3 separate regions of the Homo sapiens genome follow, and all the other regions are linked to region 3. Evidence: read pairs that join two places in POLR2A ChIA-PET (ENCODE). Cell type or tissue: MCF 10A. All regions are shown on one strand. Region 1 has its middle 18 kb from the start of CEBPA. Region 2 has its middle 9.0 kb from the start of CEBPA. Region 3 has its middle 23 kb from the start of CEBPG.

Region 1 (2,500 bases), 66 kb before region 3:
CTGATTCCAGAAACCCTCCACCCTTCTCTTGAAGCTGCAGTAAAGGGGTCTCCCTGAGCCATCCCCACTGACCATGGGCTCTGCTTCTTCCTGGGACCAAGGCCAGGCACAGTGGACACCCACTGTTTTGCCTGTCTCAGCATCCATTTCTCTCCTTCCAACCAACACATGGATTTTCCTTGGAGAACCTCCCTCCCCCACGCTCATTCCTTGCAGTGTGGGTGGGGCTGAGCCCCCAAACTGTGTGTGTGTGTGTGTGTGTGTTGGAAGTGTGGGGTAAGGACGTGACTCAGGACTGGCCAATCAGCGTCTTCTATGCTCCTGGATACAGTGGCTGGTTCAGTGATGAGCCCATGGTCCAACAGCATCCAATTCTGGAATTTCTAATGGAATTATTTAGAAATGGAAGCTCTACGGCCGGGCGCAGTGGCTCAAGCCTGTAATCTCAGCACTTTGGGAGGCCAAGTTGGGCGGATCACTTGAGGCCAGGAGTTCAAAACCAGCCTGGCCAACATGCCGAAACCCTATCTTTACTAAAAATACAAAAATTAGCCCGGCATGGTGGCACACACTTGTAATCACAGCTACTCGGGAGGCTGAGGCACGAGAATCGCTTGAACTCAGGAGGTCGAGGTTGCAGTTGAGCCAAGATCGCATCATGCACTCCAGCCAGGGCGAGAGAGTGAGACCCTGTCTCAAAAGAAAGAAAGAAATGGAAGCTTTAGTCCAAGTTGTTGGGTGTCTGTTTGGAAGCCTTAGTTACTGGGAATCCCCAACAAGTGGCTGAAGCCAGCGCAAAGGATGGCAAAAGCAGGAGATGGAATGGGAAAGGACTCTAGATGACATAATTTGGGCTGCTGGATCCAGCCACGCCTGAAGATGAATCCTGATTGTTTTCCTCATTGTGCCCGGCTCTGTTCCTGAATCTCCATCTAGAGGCAGAATTTTTGGTGAGATGTGTCAGTGTCGTGTGCCCTTTTCTGATCAGGCCACTCGAGCTGGGATCCTGTGTGCATAAGCCGGTTACTGAGAGCTAGAACCTGCGTGGGGTGAGGGGCCTGTCAGGGCAACCAGCACACAGCTGGGCTCACCAACTACAGGAGCTGGATACGTGGGTGAGAATGGGAGTCAGGTAGCTCCCTGCAAAGGCCTGTCCTCGGGGGTGAGTTTGGGAGAAGACTTCATGGGAAGTAGCTCATGATTTTCCAATTATTAAACCTAGAAAAAGAACCAGCAGAACATTCTCTTTGCCTTCATCTTTCTGTCTTTCCAATGGGTACCTTGACACGTCCAGGGCACTGAGCTGTGGAGAACCGGTTAATTTTGTCAGATGTCAGCCTTCCTGACACTGGAATGTAAGCTCCCGATGGCAGAACTCCTGCAAAAAGTGGCTCACTGCTGTGTCTGCGGCTTAGGAGAGCTCTCGGCACTCAGTGAATACTTGGTGAATGAGGAAAAGGCGTGATGCTGTCACTCTCTTTCTCGAAACACTCAAATGCCTTCCTATTGCAGCTAAAATATATAAAAGCTATACTTTTTGCTCTGCCCTCTAAGTAGAGTGACTGTGTCATTTGTTGAACAAGCAGGGGCATTTTTTTTGCAGGTCAAAGGGAATGCTACCAATTAGGCTGGAACAATGGGAGCAAGCCAGAATTATTCCAGGCAAAGTGGGATGCATGCCTTCCCCAGATCCAAGGCCCCCCGGGATGCTGGTTTCTGTCCCAGGCGTCAGCCTCATTTTCTGCCCTCCGAGTCACGGGCCACACCGACCCTCCATCAGAACTTCGCACTGTCTGTTTCTCTATCTGGAGAAGTCCTTTGAGTGGCTCAGTCTTTTCTGGCACCTCGGTTTCCACTGCACACCACCTACTCAAAGAACCTACCCAAAGAACTCTTTTCTGACACCCATCCTCACCCAGGCAGCCTCTACCAATAGGCTGTGTTTCCTGTTCCTCATTGCCCTGGACTCTATGCAGGCAGGCAGGGAGTGAGCACTGAATTTCAGGGCACAGCTCCCAAGCTTCTGTCATCCTCCGAGTAGGTGCTTGTGTGCCCAGCACGTGTCTTCAAAGGGAAAGTGAAGTGAAGCCAGTGTCAGCGCAGAAGTGGGGTGGAAGGGGAGGAAAGACAAAGGAAAGGCAAGAAGAAATGAAGCCTGTGGCAGAGAGGCCAAGTCACGGCTCTATGCACAGCTTCAAAACCAGTGAGTCCACTCCAGAAATCAGATGCACTTTGACCTCAATCACTGCGGCACCTCTTTTTTTTGTTTTGTTTTGCACTCTTGTCGCCCAGGCTGGAGTGCAATAGAGCCATCTCGGCTCACTGCAACCCCTGCCTCCGGAGTTCAAGTGATTCTCCCGCCTTAGCCCCCCAAGAAGCTGGGATTCCAAGTGCCTGCCACCACACCCGGCTAATTTTTGTATTTTTAGTACAGAGGGGGTTTCGCCATGCTGTTCAGGCTGGTCTTGAACTCCAGGACTCAGGTGATCCACCCTCCTCG
Region 2 (2,500 bases), 58 kb before region 3:
ACTCCTGGCTTCAAGCCATCCTCCCACTTCGGCCTCCCAAAGCGCTGGGATTACAGGCATGAGCCACTGCGCCTGGCCCACGAAGAGCATTTTACTTCGACAAGCACACGGGGCACCTGTGCCTGCTCATCTGAGTGTCGTACAGGCTTTGACCACTGTGCTTAGCCTTCAAAGTCACTGGCAAGGGGGCTCTGCCCCCAGAATGAGCTCATTAAGTGTTTTCTAAGCAAATGAAAGGCATCCTTTGTGGGGGGGAGGGGGTGTGGAAATCTAAGCAACATTAAAATGACTTCAGTTGTTTGGTTATTTGGAACAAGCATTTTGCCCTAAATTCTTAAGAAGGCTGTCTCCTTCCACTGCGTTTTTCAGGGACCAAGGTGTGCCCTAGCCTCCCACTCTGCCTTCTGCCCCAGCACGTGGGAATCATTAGCTGGAGCCAAGTGTCTCATAAGCTTTCCCTGTTTATCTTTCACAACTCCATGACATGCTACTTGTTTTGCATACATTTTGCATAAAAGGAAACTGAAGCTCGGAGAAACTGACAGACTCAGTGCGGGGCCACCCAGTCAGCAGGAGGCAAGGCCAGGATTTGGTTTGATGCCAGGATGGCACGGCCCTCTTCCCATGGGCCATCCTCATCACGGGATGGGAGAAACGGGAAACGCCTCCTTGTCACCCGTGAACAAACTGCTTTGCTCCAGAAACCGACTCAGCACACACCTCGAGTGTGCACTCTGTCAGGGTGCCCGGGCTTCACTTACGTGTCCGGTACGAGACTGAAGGCCCACTGTGAGCCAGGGTTCTGTAGCCTTCAGCTCCATGCCCAGTGGTCCTGGCTCCAGGCAAGTAGCACTTGTGATGCTGAATGAGGCATATATTTCAGCATGACAGACCACAGTGCCTTCAGATTGTTCCGGGATAAATCCTTTGTCCTGTGGCCTCCTGGGCTAAGGCCAATTAAACAGCTGCCAGGTAGGGCTTATTCCCTATAAATCAGTGGGAATGTGGCCACATGAATTTTAAATATCAGATTAAAATCAAATTAGTGGGAAAATTTGGAACAAATTGCCTTCAAGTACAGTGAATGAGTCTATTTTTAAAACACTGCCGCACCAGGCAAAAGAGTGAAGCAAACACACATTTCCTAACAGCGAGTAGACACCGTGCTGGGAGTGATCTGTCATGCTTAGTCACGGTAATTGCTCTAGCAAAACTCAGGAATCAAATAAAACGTGTTTGCAAATTGTAAATCGCTCCAGGAGGCTACTTCAGACGGGTCCTAACCTGATGCTGAAGGTCACGGCGGCTCCCTTTGGAGCAGACACCCAGCCCTGACGCCCCCTTGACCCATCCCCACCCCCTTTCTCTGAGCAGGGGTTGAGCCGGCTGAGACCATTGCCCAACATGTGCACGGGAAAGGCCGCTGTAAATCAGCCACATTTCCGCATCTGCGGGAGGGCATGGCATTCTTGGGGGGTGCTGGGGAGGGTGCTCTGGTTGGCTGGAGGGAGGTGAGGGAGTCTCCGAGGCCACCATGGCCGAGGCAGAGAAGAAATGGCGGCGGTGGCTCAGGGAAGAGAGGCTGTGTTTCTGGTGAAAGGTTGGGCTGCCATTTGGCTGAAGAAAAGATCTTCAGATCCAAGAGGGCTTGGGACAGGCGGTGAGGGCTCCCTCAAGCCCCGTCCGGGTCCCTGTGTGACATGCCCTGGCTCTAGGCCACCACATTTGGTCCCTAGCCTCCCCACCCTCAGGCTGTAGTCCCTCAATAACAACCTTGCCAGTCGTCCTAGAGTGGAGATAAGAGGAGAGACATGAAGCCTTGAAATAGCTTTTAAAGCAGAAATGTGGCCGTTCTCGTTCCCCCGTGCTCACCTGCGGCTCCTGCAGCTTGGGGGCAGACAGGGCTGCTTCTCCCCTACCCTGTCCTCTCTTTTGGAAATCTTACCTCCTCCCCGCACAGTCTCCTGCAGAGCATGACTGTCTCTCTGGGGCCTGGCCAGACCTCTGATTCTGGTGATAAACTAATCACATGAAGGCAGGGAAGATTATCTAGGACCGGATGGGTTACCTTTCTTAGGATTCTTGAATGTTAAAAGTAACTTCAGGGGCCGGGTGCTGTGGCTCATGCCTGTAATCCCAGTGCTTTGGGAAGCCGAAGAGAGAGGGTCGCTTGAGCCCAGGAGTTCCAGACCAGCCTGGGCAACAAAGTGAAATCCCTTCTCTACAAAAATATTTGAAAATTAGCCTGGTGTAGTGGAATGTGCCTATAGTCCCAGCTACTTGACCTCTTGAGTCCAGGAGGTGGAGGTTGTACTCCCGCCTGGGCAACAGAGAGAGACCCTGACTCAAAAGAACAAAACAGGCCAGTCATGGTGGCTCACGCCTGTAATCCCAACACTCTGGGAGGCCCAGGAGGGTGGATCACCTGAAGTCAGGGGTTCGAGACCAGCCTGGCCAACATGGTGAAACCCCTGTCTCTACTAAAAATACAAAAAGTACC
Region 3 (2,500 bases):
GTTTAGGATCAATAGGAAACTGAAGGCAGGTAACCTTTGACCATTGGAGAGACATACCCATGCCAACCAGAGTTCACTGGAGTTGATTTACTGCACTACGGTATGCTCTAAAAATAAGCACATAGTTTGACTGAAACTTGCATTTGAGTTAAAAAAAAAAAACAAACTATTGTTTTTAGTTTACCATGCATTGGTAAATTTCGAAAGAGGATAAGAGCTGGGCAGGAGGATCACTTGTGGGTGGGAGTTCGAGACCAGCCTGGGCAACATAGCAAGACCCTATCTTCAAAAAATTAAAATAACTTCGTTGGGCGTAATGGTGTATGCTTGTAGTCCCAACACTTTGGAAGGTTGAGGTGGGGAGATCCTTGAGACTTGGAGTTCAAGACTAGCCTGGGCAACACAGCAAGATCCTGTGTCTACAAAAATTTTTTTAAAAACTTAGCCAGACATGATGATTTGCACCTGTAGTCTCAGCTACTTGGGAAGCGGAGGTGGGAAGATCACTTGAGCCCAGGAGTTTGAGGCTGCAGTGAGCCGTGATCGTGGCACTGCACTCCAGCTGGGCAATAGATCAAGACCTAGACTCTAAATACATAAATAAAAATAGGATAAGAGAAAAAATACTTGACTTTGAAACCTCTATTGGAAAAGCTGCAGAGGTCATCTGTAATAAGGCAAAGGAGAGAATGGAGCAGCCACACCTCCGTCATTGCTGAAAGCCAAATTCTTTCTATTGACTCCAGAAGAAGACATATTACGCCAGTTTTTTAAAGCTGCCATATGTCTTATCAGAGTCACAGTTGAGTAGTGGTATGTAGGTCTACGGTACAAATACAAAAATAAGTGTTTGAGCAGGTCACAACATGCCCACACACCGTCAACTGCATCTTTTCTTTGGCAGAGGAGTCTGGAATTCACGGCTCCAAGGAAACAACTGTTTGTCAATCCAAACCTTGGATGCCGATACTGGTGGGCGGCTCAGTGATGACGTTCCTGTGTGACTCAAGTGGTTTCTAAAAGGCAAGAAGCCATCCCCGTGAGGCATACGGTGACCAGTGCTGAATCTTCCAACACCATTTCCCACAGGGATCAGTTGCAGTCAAGAGAATCTGTTTTTTTCAGAGGAGGATGCCCTGTGTGAGGGAAGAGAGGGGTGAGCAGCTGAAGGAAGGTGAATGGACAGAAAAGCTGGACACACTGGCCAGACTGGGGAGGGGGGTGGGGGCTCATGCCTGTAATCCCAGCACTTTGGGAGGCCCGGGGGACAGATCGCTTGAGCCCAGGAGTCCAAGGCCAGCCTGGGCAACATAGTGAGACCCTGTCTCTACAAAAAAAATACAAAAAGTAGTTGGGTGTGGTGGTGCACACCTGTAGTCACAGCTACTCAGGAGGCTGAGAGGTGGGAGGATCACTTGAGCCCAGGATGTCAAGGCTGCAATGAGCTGAGATCACGCCACTGCATTCCAGCCTGGGCAGCAAAGGGAGACCTGGACTTAAAAAAAAAAGAAAAAGAAAAAGAAAAAGTTGGACACGGCAGGCCAAAAGACTGAGTTCTACTTGATCATTGTTGTTGAATCTGGGAGAAGTGGTATTTGGACCCGAATGCCTGAGAGCAAGTATAATACTGCCAACAGGGGCTATGACTTGGCTACAAATGGCTTTAAACTGAAGTTGCCAGTGTGTGCCCCCTACTCTGTGTGTGCCCCCTACTCTGAAACCTCTGGCAGCACCTCATCTTTCTGAGGATGGGCAGGGAGCAGGGCCGCCGCTAACTCCGTATCTCAGTTGCCCAACTTGTTCCGAAAGGCCCTCGACTTTTCGCCTTCACCTTTTCAGTGATCAGATACAGAAATTCATGTGACGAAACCAATTGCTGATGAAAAGTTCATTTGCCAAAGGTCCTCATTATCCTAGAACAGATAGAATGGCGATAACAAAAAAGGAATTGGAGTGAATCCACTTAAAACAGGAACCCATATTGCATATACAGTGAAAGAAGATATGATTGGAGCTTTGCCTTGAGAATTAAACAAGCATTACAAAAAGTCAGTTTTATTTTATATTTCAGAAAACTAGGTTATAGCTGCAATTATGCATTGTTCTTAAAAATCAGTGACGAATGAGTCAAGTGTTGATGGGGGAAAGCTCTGATGAAGGCACGTGATGAAGGCATGTGATGATATTCTATGGATTTCCCGTTGGACTGTCACAGTGTAATCACAAAGACAGCCACTTTATTAATTTTCCGAAGAGCATCCGAATCCTCTGCTATTAAACTCATTCTCTTTCATGTCAGTATCCTGTATCCACCGATTTCTCTTCTACAGTTGTTAACCTGTCTGAATCTTGTCTCATTCACCTGTCAATGGCTTTGCTCCTGATACAAGCAATCAATATGGCTTTCACAGGCTGTGTATAATCTGGCTTCTTCTGCAATTTCACTTATGGTAGACCTATCTTATGTGTCTTGCATCCCACTCCATTGCTAGGAAGAGAC

The links. ChIA-PET counts read pairs that join two places held together with the same protein. Peaks named below come from ENCODE experiments on the same cell type or tissue, not always from the same donor. Only the 100,000 strongest peaks of a DNase experiment are listed, where the experiment ranks them.
Region 1: POLR2A ChIA-PET joins it to region 3 with 9 read pairs; 2 of 35 experiments call an interaction of 5 or more read pairs at or near these places.
Region 2: POLR2A ChIA-PET joins it to region 3 with 5 read pairs; 7 of 35 experiments call an interaction of 5 or more read pairs at or near these places.

What each region holds. Positions count from the first base shown.
Region 1 is chr19:33,283,550-33,286,049 of GRCh38, forward strand. No RefSeq gene overlaps it. Among named protein-coding and RNA genes, the nearest start is that of CEBPA, 18 kb to the right of the region's middle. In MCF 10A, no CTCF peak of the experiment used is centred here; no DNase peak of the experiment used is centred here.
Region 2 is chr19:33,292,282-33,294,781 of GRCh38, forward strand. No RefSeq gene overlaps it. Among named protein-coding and RNA genes, the nearest start is that of CEBPA, 9.0 kb to the right of the region's middle. RefSeq lists an enhancer at 1,121-2,071. In MCF 10A, no CTCF peak of the experiment used is centred here; DNase peaks (open chromatin) are centred at 510 and 1,170.
Region 3 is chr19:33,349,784-33,352,283 of GRCh38, forward strand. No RefSeq gene overlaps it. Among named protein-coding and RNA genes, the nearest start is that of CEBPG, 23 kb to the right of the region's middle. RefSeq lists an enhancer at 336-1,535. In MCF 10A, no CTCF peak of the experiment used is centred here; a DNase peak (open chromatin) is centred at 968.